Linked DNA regions of Homo sapiens: regions 2 and 3 are each linked to region 1. A link is a contact called in ENCODE Hi-C or POLR2A ChIA-PET data. All regions are on one chromosome and are shown on one strand. The core of a region is the stretch at or near the end of the contact, and the rest is flanking DNA. Distances in the headings are between cores, read along the strand shown. Region 1 overlaps LOC102724768 (a long non-coding RNA gene). Region 2 holds the start of TFAM (transcription factor A, mitochondrial). Region 3 overlaps CCDC6 (coiled-coil domain containing 6).

The links. Hi-C counts contacts between places; a loop is a spot of excess contacts on that map. ChIA-PET counts read pairs that join two places held with the same protein, here RNA polymerase II (POLR2A). Pooled maps may share reads with other maps.
Region 2: a pooled map shows a loop between it and region 1 (6-fold over the local background). The contact joins the promoter of TFAM here to the enhancer-like site in region 1. A Hi-C loop is called at or near these places in 3 of 37 single-sample maps with no recorded cell type and 2 of 50 pooled maps. POLR2A ChIA-PET finds 5 or more read pairs at or near these places in 1 of 52 experiments (Panc1).
Region 3: a map with no recorded cell type shows a loop between it and region 1 (6-fold over the local background). The contact joins two enhancer-like sites. A Hi-C loop is called at or near these places in 4 of 37 single-sample maps with no recorded cell type and 3 of 50 pooled maps.

The regions. Positions count from the first base shown.
Region 1 is chr10:59,045,943-59,050,660 of GRCh38, forward strand. The region is part of intron 2 of LOC102724768 (a long non-coding RNA gene); the gene reads left to right. Among named protein-coding and RNA genes, the nearest start is that of LINC00844, 49 kb to the left of the region's middle. Within about 2 kb of position 1,414, at least 3 of the 41 ENCODE cell types and tissues checked have a DNase peak (open chromatin) inside an H3K27ac peak, as active enhancers do.
Region 2 is chr10:58,384,160-58,388,617 of GRCh38, forward strand. TFAM (transcription factor A, mitochondrial) reads left to right here and starts at 1,251. Exons shown (of 7, transcript NM_003201.3): 1 at 1,251-1,489; 2 at 2,061-2,179; 3 at 4,031-4,101. The coding sequence starts at 1,389. RefSeq lists enhancers at 702-801, 995-1,651 and a silencer at 932-1,311.
Region 3 is chr10:59,879,969-59,884,201 of GRCh38, forward strand. The region is part of intron 1 of CCDC6 (coiled-coil domain containing 6); the gene reads right to left. Among named protein-coding and RNA genes, the nearest start is that of CCDC6, 24 kb to the right of the region's middle. RefSeq lists enhancers at 1,066-1,115, 1,346-1,495. Within about 2 kb of position 1,868, at least 2 of the 41 ENCODE cell types and tissues checked have a DNase peak (open chromatin) inside an H3K27ac peak, as active enhancers do.

The sequences.
Region 1 (4,718 bases), core at 164-2,663:
GTGAAATGTCTGTTGCTATAACTCAATGCCATATGGTATAGAGTTATTTAGATCCAGGTAAAATTTGGGGGAAATCCAACTAAAATGATGATTTTTTCATTTTAATATCATTGATCTGTTGTTTTTCGTTCTGGTAATGATTAAATATAATACAGGATACTTATTTGCTATGTCCATTTTGGGTTTGTAACAATGTAACTTATCTCCTGCATTTAAGAGAAGGTTACCCTTCTATTCTCTTATGGGAGTGGAGCATAGGGGAAGGAGTGACAGTGCATCGATCTCATCCCAAACTGTAATCAAATAGCCATCTTATAAAGTTGACAGGGAGGGAAAATGCTTTCTGCTTCATCAACCAAACTTTCGTGGTAGTATTTGTGATACTGGTAGCCTTACATGACCATCAGCAGTTGGGAGTGGAGAGCAAAGTTTGTACTGAGCTCCCACAGTTTGCCACCAAACAAGGGAATCATATAATTTTTGTATAATTTATCATTCAAACTGGGGCACTCTGGAGAAAGAAAGGGGGCACAGTAGTCACAAACTTGGACTAACCTGGGCAAAGTGGGACACATGGTCACACTGCCCATCACCAATTCCTCACACGGAGTCACAGGCAAAGGAAGGGTCAATTATACTAAAAACCTAATGCTATCCAATCTAATTTCACATTGCTTTTTTGGTGACACCTATGTCTGATTTTAGCTGTGGATAATAGGTTCTCATATTTTAAAAGGACCCCTCTACCCCAAATTCCTGTATTAATGTGACTCTTCTTCACATATCTTGGGTATATGTTTATGCGTGTCTATTTACCAATAATTGCATCTAAACTAGCAACATTGTTGCTTATTTATGTCCAATTTGTGTTATATTTTGACCATGAGATTTTTTTTTTGCGGGAAGAACCGTGGTTAGTCAATTTTTCTCATCATATATTTGAGTATGTTCATGCTTGCTCCTAATTGTATTCTTTATAATTATTGAATTTCTATTTCAGTTTTGAAGGACTTTCACACAAACAATTTACAAAATTTGATTCCTGTCTTGAGGAAGGCATTGGCAGCCCTCACCAACTTGATTCAGCTGCCACCTTAATTAATAGCTGTTGATATCAATCACAGGACCACTTAGTGTGAAACCAAGGAAAAGGCCTCCAAGATTATTCTGATTGCCATAACAGATAAATACCCTAATCTCAGTAGTTTGAAAAAATGGAAGTTATTTTTTTTTCATGCAAGTCAAAACTAAATGGGTATTCGTAACACCAGTATGTCTCTCCTCTGAGAAGTGATTGAGAGATCTAATTTTCTTCTATCCTGTTGCTCTTGGGCTAGGCTTGGAGGTAGAACACGTCACATCCACTGATCTTCTATTGCCCAGAAAATCATAGGACCACAACTCGCTGCAAAGAGCTTGGTAAATACAATCTGGCTGCCTTCCCAGGAGTAAGAGGAAATAGATTAGGTGAACACCTGGTCAGTCTATGCCACAGAAGTGATTCTTCCATACCATTTGTTTGGCACATTAAGCAAGGATAGTACCTGGTATAAGAAAGTCAGAACCTAGTCTATACCATATTCCCTTAGTGTGAGAATTGCGTAGACCCCAAAGCTTTATCAAAGCTTTTGCAGAGGCAATAGATCAAATAGACTCAGGTATGACTGTGAGTAACTCACTTAAACTCTATGAGCTTCAATTTCCTCATCTTTAAAATTTAGGCAGAAGCACCGAGTACCATTTCCGCTGCATAGAAAGTAATTATTTCTTATGGTTTCATAATGGAATGTGTTATGAACCAGTATTGGATTCATTATAGTTTTTTGTTTGTTTTTATAGTAACTTTCCTATATGGGAGCTGAATTAACTGATCTTTTCTTTTTTCCTCTTTTATTTTAGATTCAGTGGGTACATGTGCAAGTTTGTTACATGGGTATATTGCATGATGCTGAAGTTTGAGGTACAATTAATATCATCCAGATAGTAAGCATAGTGCCTAATGGGTAATTTTTCAGCCCTCCCCTCCTGACCCCCCACCTAGTAGTCCCCAGTGTCTATTGTTTCTGTTTTTATCTCCATGTGAACCCAATGTTTAGCTCCCACTTATAAATGAGAACATGCAATATTTGGTTTTCGGTTCCTGTTTTAGAATAATGACCTCCAGTTGCACCCATATTGCTACAAAGGACATACTTTCATTCTGTTTCATGGCTGAATAGCACTCCATAGTGTATTTGTACCACATTTTCTTAATCCAGCCAGCTGTTGATGGGCACCTACGTTGATTCCATGTCTTTGCTGCTGTGAATAGTACTGCAATGAATATACGAGTGCATGTGTCTTTTGGGTAGAATGATTTATTTTTCTTTGGATATATACCCACTAATGGGATTGCTTAGTCAAATGATAGTTTTGTTTTTAGTTCTTTGAGAAATCTGCGAACTGCTTTCCATCATCTCTGAACTAATTTACATTCCCACCAACAGTGTATAAGCATCCCCTTTTCTTCATAGCCCCATCAACAAATTACTTTTTGACTCCTTAATAACAGACATTCTGACTGGTGTGAGATGGTATGTCGGTGTGGTTTTGATTTGCAATTCTCAGATGATTAGTGATGTTGAGCTCTTTTCAAATGTTTCTTGGCCACTTGTCTGTCTTATTTTGAGATGTGTCATTCGTATCCTTTGCCCACATTTTTTTTTTTTTTTTCTGAGATGGAGTCTCACTCTGTTGCCAGGCTGGAGTGCGGTGGCATGATCTCGATTCACTGCAGCCTCTGCCTCCTGGATTGAAGTGATTCTTCTGCCTCAGCCTCCTGAGTAGCTGGAACTACAGGCACGTGCCACCATGCCTAGCTGATTTTTGTATTTTTAGTAGAGACGGGGTTTCACCATGTTGGCCAGGACGGTCTCGACCTCTTGACCTCATGATCCACCTGCCTTGGCCTCCCAGAGTGCTGGGATTACAGATATAAGCCACTGTGCCCAGCCCTCTTTGCCCACTTTTTAATGGGGTTATTTGTCTTTTGCTTATAGAATTGTTTTAAGTTCCCTATAGATTCTGGATAGTAGACCTTTGTCAGATGCATAGTTTGTGGATATTTTCTCCCATTCTGTATGTTGTCTGTTTACTTTGTTGATAGTTTATTTTGCTGTGCAGAATCTCTTTAGTTTAATTAGGTCCTTCTTGTCCATTTTTGGTTTTTTTTGCATTACTTTTGGAGACTTAGTAATAAATTCTACTCCAAGGCCTCTGTCCAGAATGATATTTCCTAGGTTTACTTCTAGGATTTTTATAGTTTGATGTCATACATTTAAGTCTTTAATCCATCTCGAGTTAATTTTTGTATATGGTGAAAGGTAAGTGTTCAATTTCATTCTTCTGCCTATGGATAGCCAGTTATCCTAGCACCATTTGTTGAATAGAATGTCCATTTCCCACTGTTTATTTTTGTCAACTTTGTCAAAGATCAGATGGCTAAAGGTGCACAGCTTTATTTCTGGGTTCTCTATTCTTTTCCATTGGTCTATGTGTCTATTTTTGTACCAGTACCAAATTGTTTTTGGCTGCTGTAGCCTTATAGTGTAGTTTCAAATCAGGTAATGGGATATCTCTGGCTTTATTCATTTTGCTTAGGATTGCTTTGGCTATGCTGGTTCTTTTTCGGTTCCATATGAATTTTAGAATAGTTTTTTCTTGTTCTGTGAAAATGACTTTGGTAGTTTGATAGGAATAGCATTGAATCAGTAGATTGCTTTGGGCAATATGGCCATTTTAATGATATTGATTCTTCCAATCCATGAACATGGATTGTTTTTCCATTTCTTTTTGCCATTGTGATTTCTTTCACCAGTGTTTTGTAGTTTTCCTTGTAGAAATCTTTCACCTCTTTGGTTAGATGTATTCCTAGGAATTTATTTATTTATTTAGTGGCTACTGTAAATTGGCTTGCATTCTTGATTTGGCTCTCAGCTTGAGTTATTGGTGTATAGAAATGCAACTCATTTTCTACATTGAATTTTGTATCCTGAAACTTTACTGAAGTCATTTATCACCTCTAGGAGCCTTTTGGTGGAGTCTTCAGAGTTTTCTAGATCTAGAATCATATTGTCAGTGAAGAGAGATAGTTTGAGGTCTTCTTTTTCTATTTGGATGCCTTTTATTTTTTTCCTGCCCAATTGCTCTGGCTAGGACTTCTAGTACTAGAATAGAAGTGGTGAGAGTGGGCATTCTTATCTTGTTCCTACTCTTAAGGAGAATGTTTTAATCTTTTGCCTGGTCATTATGATTTTGGCAATGGGTTTGTCATAGATAGCTCTTACTATTTTGAGGTATGGTTCAATGATGGCTAGTTTTTTAAGGGTTTTTATTATGAAAGGATGTTGGATTTTATCAAAAGCTTTTTCTGTGTCTATTTTGATGATGTTATGGTTTTTGTTTTTGATTCTTTGGTGAATCATATTTATTGATCTGTGTATGTTAAAATAACTTTGTATTTCAGGAATAAAGCCTATTTGATTGTGGTAAATTAACTTTTTGATGTGCTGCTAGATTTGGTTTGCAAGTATTTTGTTGAGGATTTTTGGGTCTATATTCATCCAGAATATCAGCTTGTAGTTTTCTTTTTTCATTGTATCTTTGTCATATTGGTATCAGGATGATACCAGCTCTTCTTTGTATGCCTGGTAGAATTTGGCCGTCAGTTCATCTGGTCC
Region 2 (4,458 bases), core at 1-2,500, 660 kb before region 1:
TTCCATGCCAGAATGGGAGGTTTGAACAGATGACTTGGAAGGTCCCTTTCAACCCTGGGAGTCTATAAAAGGGAAGTGGTTATTACCGCTTAAAAGAAGAAGTAGGCTTAGTCCTACTTCCAGAGAGCCAATGTTTTCATAGTTACAGAAAGGTAAATAGACTGTCAGCTCAATATGACACTGGTAAGAATTTTCTAACAATTACGGCTATCCAACAGAAGAAAGGCTGTCTCAGAAGGTGGTTAGCTCTGAAACAACTGGTATTTAAGGGCTGGAAGGACCCTTAGGTATCTTTAGGTCTTCCTAATCTTTTTCATGCCATTGCCTATACAGAAAATGGTATTTCTATAACACAAATAAAAAAATTATACAGCAATTTTTGACACATCAATGTCTCAAGGCATACTTGTCACACGTTCTCAGGGCTTTGGCTGGGAAAACTGATTTAGTCTAACATCCTCGTTTGCAGAGGGGGAAACTGAATCTTAACGAGGGAATGCAATATTCCCAAGTCAAGACGTTAATGTTAATACTGGAACTAGAAGAATTGAGACTAGCGACTGTGGACAACTAGCCAGTTTCCTCTGCTCAAATTAAGCAAGCTGGAGGCCAGACTGAAAGACTGCAGTAGATGGTAGAATAAACAGTCTAAAGCTATATTGCTTTAAATGTGGTCTCAAGACCACCGACATTAGAACTTGTTAAATTCTGGGGAACTCGCTAAAATGAAGATTAATGGGCCCCACATAGACACACGGAATTAAGCTCTGCGGTAAGGCCTTGGAATCTGCATTTTTAGGTTTGCGAATCCCCGCCTCTCCCGTTACTATTTCTGAACTCCGAGCTCCAGCCCTGGCTTGAACTGAGACGCTCCGCTGGGCGCGCAGCAGCCGCCGATCGGACCTCGGGGTCCTGGATGCAGGACTGTCTGTTACGTACAGCCCTTGTGACCGTCACGGGCGGACACCGGCCAACGCCGGGTTGGGGTGAGGCCGCCGCCGCGGTCCCTCCATCACCCTCCTGGCCCGGCAGAGGAACCCACTGCTCCGGGCGGCCGGGGACAGAGGTGGCTCAACAGCGCCGCCTCGAAGCCAGAGCCCTCCGCAGGCTAGAGGATTGCGGTTTCCCTTCATCTCCGCGGCTCTTATTCCTCCCCCGCAAGGCCGCCCACCGGGGTACGCTCTCCCGCGCCTGCGCCAATTCCGCCCCGCCCCGCCCCCATCTACCGACCGGATGTTAGCAGATTTCCCATAGTGCCTCGCTAGTGGCGGGCATGATAACACACGCCGGAGGGTCGCACGCGGGTTCCAGTTGTGATTGCTGGAGTTGTGTATTGCCAGGAGGCTCTCCGAGATTGGGGTCGGGTCACTGCCTCATCCACCGGAGCGATGGCGTTTCTCCGAAGCATGTGGGGCGTGCTGAGTGCCCTGGGAAGGTCTGGAGCAGAGCTGTGCACCGGCTGTGGAAGTCGACTGCGCTCCCCCTTCAGGTAGGCCCGCTTGCCTGTGCCCTAGGGGCAGCAGGGCCCAGGACGTCCCGGGGTTGGAATGTAGACCCTATCCTTCACTTTCTGCCCCTCCTAGGAGTTCAGAGTCACCCTGGTTCTTTGATTCAGACCGCGACCTTGCCAAGGGGACGGTGGCCTTGAGACCAGGCCTTTATTTACTCTCTTAATACGCCGTACCTTCTTGCTACCCTCCACTCGCTTCTCCCATCCCTCCTCACTGTCCAGCTTTGGATCCTTTCCGCCTCCTCTGCGAATTCGCGCCGAGTCTCCGGCCATCATCTAGGCATTGAGGAGGCGGGGCCCAGGAGCTGGAGTATAGACGCTTTCCTTCACTCCCTGCCCTTCCTAGGAGGTAAGGGCTTTGAGACTTCAGTCCTGCAGACGCTCCCCTCCGTTTAGGACAGGGTTTTAATAAGTCTCTAGCATTCTTGTTGAAGGCGTTGGATACATAGTATCTTGATGACATTTCTTATTTGGGATCTGTGTTCATATACATGTGAATATTGACAGTTAAACATCTGACACTGGTTATTTTCTTTTTGTTTATATGTAGTTTTGTGTATTTACCGAGGTGGTTTTCATCTGTCTTGGCAAGTTGTCCAAAGAAACCTGTAAGTTCTTACCTTCGATTTTCTAAAGAACAACTACCCATATTTAAAGCTCAGAACCCAGGTAAGGAGTTTTGGGGCATATACCCTTTTCTCATGTAATAAAAATGCCATTAAGCAGTTAAATACCAATGTTGAATTGCAGTGCTAAAGCATTCAGTGACTGCAGGAACAATCATTTGATGTCTGTAAAATAGGAAGTTCTATTTTATACCAAATGGAAATGCTTTAAATATAAATGAGAACTAGTAAATGGTATTTTAAAAATAACGTATAGTGTAGAAAGCACCCTAGGAAGAGGATAAAAAAGCTGAATTTGGGGCCTTGTTGCCTTTGGTCTAGAGGACCACTGATGAATTATTTTCTCTTGCCTAGCTCCTCCTTTTTCTGGCTCAGGGAATTGTTAATAAAGTTGCAACTTCTGTGGAAGCATCCATAAACTGTAAGTTCTGTAGAACTGTAAAGTTCTATGCAATTTACTGCTAATTTCAAGAGCTTTCAAGATAAGAAAGGATAAACCTTTTCATCATAGGAGTTCAGAGCCACTCTGGTTCTTTGATTCAGACCTCGACCTTGCCAAGGGGATGGTGGGTTGTAAAGGATAAATCCTTTCTTGTCTTGGGTTCCTAAAAAAAAAACATTTCCAGGTAGGATGTTTGTTGACTCTCTAGAAAGCCTCTCGGCGAGAATAAAAAATGCTCACATCAGGCTGGGTGAGGTGGTTCACACCTGTAATCCCAGCACTTCGGGAGGTCGAGATGGGTGGATTGCTTGAGCCCAGGAGTTCGAGAACAGCCTGGGAAACATGGAAATCCTGTCTCTACCAAAAATACAAAAATGAGGTGGGCATGGGGGCGCAGTGCCTGTAGTCCCAGCTACTTGGGAGGCTGTGGTGAGAGGATCACTGGATCCCAGGAAGTTGAGGCTGCAGTGAGCCATGACTGCTCCACTGCACTCCAGCCTGGGTGACAGAGCGAGACCCTGTCTCAAAAAACAATAATAATTTTAAAAAAAAGCTCACATTATAGGTAAGGAGTTAGTTTCAGAGACATGCTTAAGTACCCACATCTTTTAAATGTAAGAGTTAGTACTAACAGGTATTTTTAAAAATCAATTAATTGCACGCCATCATTCCGGTTAAGATGAAGAAGGAAGTGGAGAATAACAGATTGAATTTCGAATAGCTTGTTTCCAAATGATATTTCTGTTATTGAAATACGAGGCTGTGTTATATGGATCGAGAATGTATTTTGTTGTTAGCTTTTATAAATTTAGGAATTCCTCAAAGACTTGAAAAAGTGTTTTGCTTGAAATATGGAAGGGAAGTAAAAAACTTGAAGCAATTGATCATCCAGCTTCTTAAACTAGTAATCAGCCTGGTGTGGTGGCTCGCGCCTGTAATCCCAGCACTTTGGGAGACTGAGGCAGATGGATTGCTTGAACTCAGGAGTTTGAGGCCAGCCTGGGCAGCATAGCGAAACCCCGTCTCTACAAAAAATACTAACATTAGCTGGACATGATGGCGCCTACCTGTAGTCCCAGCTACTCGGGAGGCTGAGGCAGGAGAATCACTTGAGCACAGGAGGTGGAGGTTGCATTAGGCCAAGATTGTACCACCGCACTGCAGCCTGGGTGATGGCCTGGGTGACGGACCCTGTCTCAAAAAAAAAAAAAAATCCTAGTAATCAAACTGTTGACTGTTTCTGGTGGTATATGGTATACTCCTTAGTTGTTAGATAATAGACTTTTGATAATGTTGGATAAATTACTTACGTTTAAATTAGTTGGATAAAGGAAAGTTAAATCATTATATTAAGTTATGTGTGGTATGGATTGTGCTTTCCTGGATATCTTTAGAAATTAATCCTGAGAGGTAAAATTGTGGCATCTTTTTTCTTTTTATTTCATTCCATAGATGCAAAAACTACAGAACTAATTAGAAGAATTGCCCAGCGTTGGAGGGAACTTCCTGATTCAAAGAAAAAAGTAAGCACATAAGTTTTCAACATTGCTGACCAGTTATTCTGCAGTTAGGAGCAATTGTCATGTCCTTTAAAGGACCAGATGGATCAGACTTTTTAAAAAATAATCTGTTATCTACAAAGAAACTTTATGTCTTCTCATCTGCATAAATAATGAGAATATGGATGTATGGGGTGGAGGTGAAGAAGTGGCAGTAGTTTGAAAATGGAAGCTGATTACTAAACTCTCACCTTGATTAGTATATATAAGGAAAATGTATGTTTTAATCCATATACATCTCATCCCAGAGCACATTTTCCACCTGGTGATAAAATCTGTCTGTCTGAAGTCATGCAGTTGCCTTTCCCTGGCATGTGCTAT
Region 3 (4,233 bases), core at 618-3,117, 830 kb after region 1:
TTGATAAAACCGAATTTAACTTCATCTGCAAATAAACTTTTCAGGATCCTAGCTATTGCATAGAAGCATGCTACATCTATAAGAGAAAATGTCTCTGGCAGAGGCTCTGAGTGCATCAATATTTTTAATCCATTCTTTAAAAAATACCGAAGACATTTCCTTCTTAATATACAGAGAATCCTCTATACCAAGAACTCTGAAAACCAGGTAGCTTTTTCTTCTAATGCTCAAAGCATGGCAGACCACGATGACACCGAGAGGACCACATTTTCCAATTTTACAAGTTCTGAAAATACCAACTGTACACTCAGGGGACTTTACAGCCCTATAGTAACAAATGGTTTTGCCCTATAGTAACAAATGGTTTTTCTGGACACTCTAGGTTCTAAGACCCAATCTCAGACGGGAAGAGACCAACAATATAGATAAATCCCACAGACATAATGCTGGGAGAAAGACATTAAACACTTAAAAAGTACACACTGTCTAATTCCAGTTAAGCAGAGTTCAAACTCCACATAGTGGCTACCCTTGGAGGGATAATGGCCGGAAGGGGGCACAGTGGAGTCCAGGTATTAGTAATATTCTGTTTCGTGATCTGGGTGCAAGTTACACATGTGCCTTCAATCTGTGAAAATGAATCAAAATGTACACTTACCATATGTGTATAAGTTATACTCCAAAAAAAGTTTTTAAAAGGAAAAGATAAAGTGGTAGCATGTCACAGAGCAGCCTCCACTTAACTGAGGCTCTGAAAGTGGCATATGTCCACTATTTAGGCCAGTTCCTTAACCTCTCTGAGACACATCTTCCATCTGTAAATGAGGATAACTCTTATACTCACAGGCTCCTTTTGAGAGTTATGTGAGTTACTGCTTGTATTTAGCCTGGTGCACAGAGGATGGTGGTTCAAACCACTGATGTCCTGCTATCCAGTCTCTGCCCAGTGCCACCTCTGTGCAACTCAGGAAGGAACGATCAGTTCTGACATGATCAGAGATGACTACCTTTCTATAATCTGGCAGAGCAGAGCGTTGTCTGCCCGACCCCCTGCTGCACTCCCTTTATCTCCTCCTTCCCCAACCAAAGCCCTTCAGCCCCGCCCAGCAGGTCCCAACAGTCTCCTCAGCCATGTGCCTTCTGACTAAATCCACATCTTCCACCATAATAGCCATCTTCAACCAATATCTTGTCTACTGTTTTCACTGTATTATCACAGATGTCACCACTTCCTACCACTCACCACTGTTCCTGGGCCCCTGATACTGACAGTCACCCCAGCCCAGAGAATGAGAGGTCCAGGGCAATCCCCGAGAAGTGGGTGTGAGCCAGAGTGTGATGTGTCCTGTAAGACTTCAGAATGGTTTTAAGATGAACATCCCGGCAGCACATTCATAAGAAAAAAAGAAACTGTTGGGGCTTCACATGGGGGAAATTCCACCTTCTTTATCTTGGTGTCCCAGAAGGGGCATAACGAGGTGAGACAATTATGCCCCTTTCCTCTCTTAGGGATCAGCTGAGGGCCTACTAAAATTTCAGATTCATTTTGGGCTAATTTTTAATACATGAATTCATTCTAAAATTCACTGGGGGGTTCTTGCATAAATGTGTAAGATTTTAAAGGGAGAGGAGGCATGGATGGCCAGAGGAGAAAAAAAGTCCAATATTCAAATGAAGCCAAAAGTTGAAATTACACACATGCTGATCAACAGGTAGTATGCATTTTGAAAACTTCGCTGAACATCCTGGCTGCCTAAGCAGTTTTTGTTGCCCCAAAACTGAGGAGCTCTACTTGGTATTAAGACCAAAGAAAACAATTTTCTTGTGAGAGTCCCCATGAAGGGGACAATGTGTGATAGGGTAGACGTAACCTCAAAAATATCCTCACTCCACGTTCCTGTCCCTGGGAGGGGCACACTGAATACTTACGAATACTTAGGAATGAAGTGCTCTTGTATCCAAAACCTGCTTTCAGATGGTTGGGCAAAAGGGAACAGAAACAGAGAGGGAAGGAGAGGGAGGGAGAAGGAAAGCTGGGGAGAAGGAAAGGAAAGCCGCGGGGAGAAGGAAAGGAAAGCCAGGGGGAGAAGGAAAGGAAAGCCGCGGGGAGAAGGAAAGGAAAGCCGGGGGGAGAAGGAAAGGAAAGCCGGGGGGAGAAGGAAAGGAAAGCCGCGGGGAGAAGGAAAGGAAAGCCGGCGGGATGAAGGAATATGAAATGCCGGGGGGAGAAGGAAAGGTAAAGCCGCGGGGAGTAAGGAAAGGAAAGTCCGGGGTAGTAAGGAAAGGTAAAGCCGGGGGGATGAATGGAAAGGTAATGCTCGGCGGGAGAATGGAAAGGAAAGCCGGGGGGAGAAGGAAAGGAAAGCCGGCGGGAGAAGGAAAGGAAAGCCGCGGGGAGAAGGAAAGGAAAGCCGCGGGGAGAAGGAAAGGAAAGCCAGGGGGAGAAGGAAAGGAAAGCCAGGGGGAGAAGGAAAGGAAAGCCGGCGGGAGAAGGAAAGGAAAGCCAGGGGGAGAAGGAAAGGAAAGCCGGGGGGAGAAGGAAAGGAAAGCCAGGGGGAGAAGGAAAGGAAAGCCGCGGGGAGAAGGAAAGGAAAGCCGCGGGGAGAAGGAAAGGAAAGCCGCGGGGAGAAGGAAAGGAAAGCCGGCGGGAGAAGGAAAGCCAGGGAGAAGTGGTGACATGGAAGTGGTAACCTTAAACATTAGTGAAACTGGCCAGGAGCAGTGGCTCACGCCTGTAATCCCAACAGTTTGGGAGGCCGAGGCAGGCGGATTATGAGGTTAGGAGATCGAGACCATTCTGGGTAACACAGTGAAACCCCGCCTCTAGTAAAAACACAAAAAATTAGCCGGGCGTGGTGGCGCGCACCTGTAATCCCAGCTACTCAGCAGGCTGAGGCAGGAGAATCGCTTGAACCCGGGAGGCGGAGGTTGCAGTGAGCAGAGATCGCGCCACTGCACTCCAGCCTGGGCGACAGAGCAAGACTCTGCCTCAAAAAAAAAAATTAGTAAAATTAGGTGAGGGGTGTAAGGGTGTTTACCGTATTGATCGACTTTAACTGAAAAAAAAAGGTTTAATTCAGTAGGAAAAAGAAAAAAATGATATATTCGTACCCCCGAAACACAGTGAGTCCCAGGGACTTGGAAGGGTCCTATCAACTGGGTCCATTGCCCACTGTGGTCTCTCCAGTCTCTGTTCCATCAATGGACTCTGAGTCTTAGTCTTTGAGTTAAATACCATGTGTCTTTGCAATAAGCAGACAACACTGTCAGTTACGAAAAGGACTAAAGTATAGCAATGAGTGAAATGTGATACTGGAAGCTATGGGACAGGGAACAAGGAAAGGAAATAAACTCTCCCTTTTATGACCTCCAAGTGAAATGATGGTATCAATACCTTGCAAAGGTATTGCAGAATCAAAAACTAAGACGTACTCCGATGTCCCTGATGAGCCAACTGTCACACTTGATACAAGAAGCAATGCTAATACCATTCATGGCAGCCATCATCTCCCTCTCGCACTGTATTTAGAAGTCTAGACTTTTTCTTCTCTTTGCTCTTTTCAATTCTATCAGCTGAACTTATGTCAGCACAGGCTGATGACAGGGAAAAACTTAATGAATCACAAAGTTTTACTGGAAGGTTACTCAAAATTATAAATCCTATCCAACTGGACCATAATATTAAAAGTTTATATTCTTTTTGTTGGTTTCACGTACACAAATTGGAGTCAACTCAACTGATTATTTAATGAGGAAACACACTTTCCTCTAAAACTCCCTAAACTATATTTGAGAACAGAGGGCTAAGATCCCTATCACATATACTGATGGTGATCAGGGTAGAGCCTGCTTTAAGAAACTCTGTATGCAGTATAAACTGGATAAAGTTTAATGTATTGTTGTCAGAGTTCAAAACCCTCAAGTTTGACAGAAAGCCTCAAACTTTGAACAAATTTCCCAACATTTTCTAGCATTTTTACAAAGACCACCACCTTCTTATGTGACTTGAGAGAGTGACCCATACAAACAGGAGACATGTCTTTAATGGGCTCCAAAAACAGTTTTAAACTCCTAACATCAACCAATCTGTAGATTCTTACTAAGAGAAGCATTTGGTACTAAAAGCCATATTATCTCTGTTCTCTCACTTACTTCTAAGCCAATTAAGCAAAAGAGGAGTTTAATGTTAAGAAAGTTGACTAAGTTTCAGGAAAAAAATAAAGGTAAGTAACA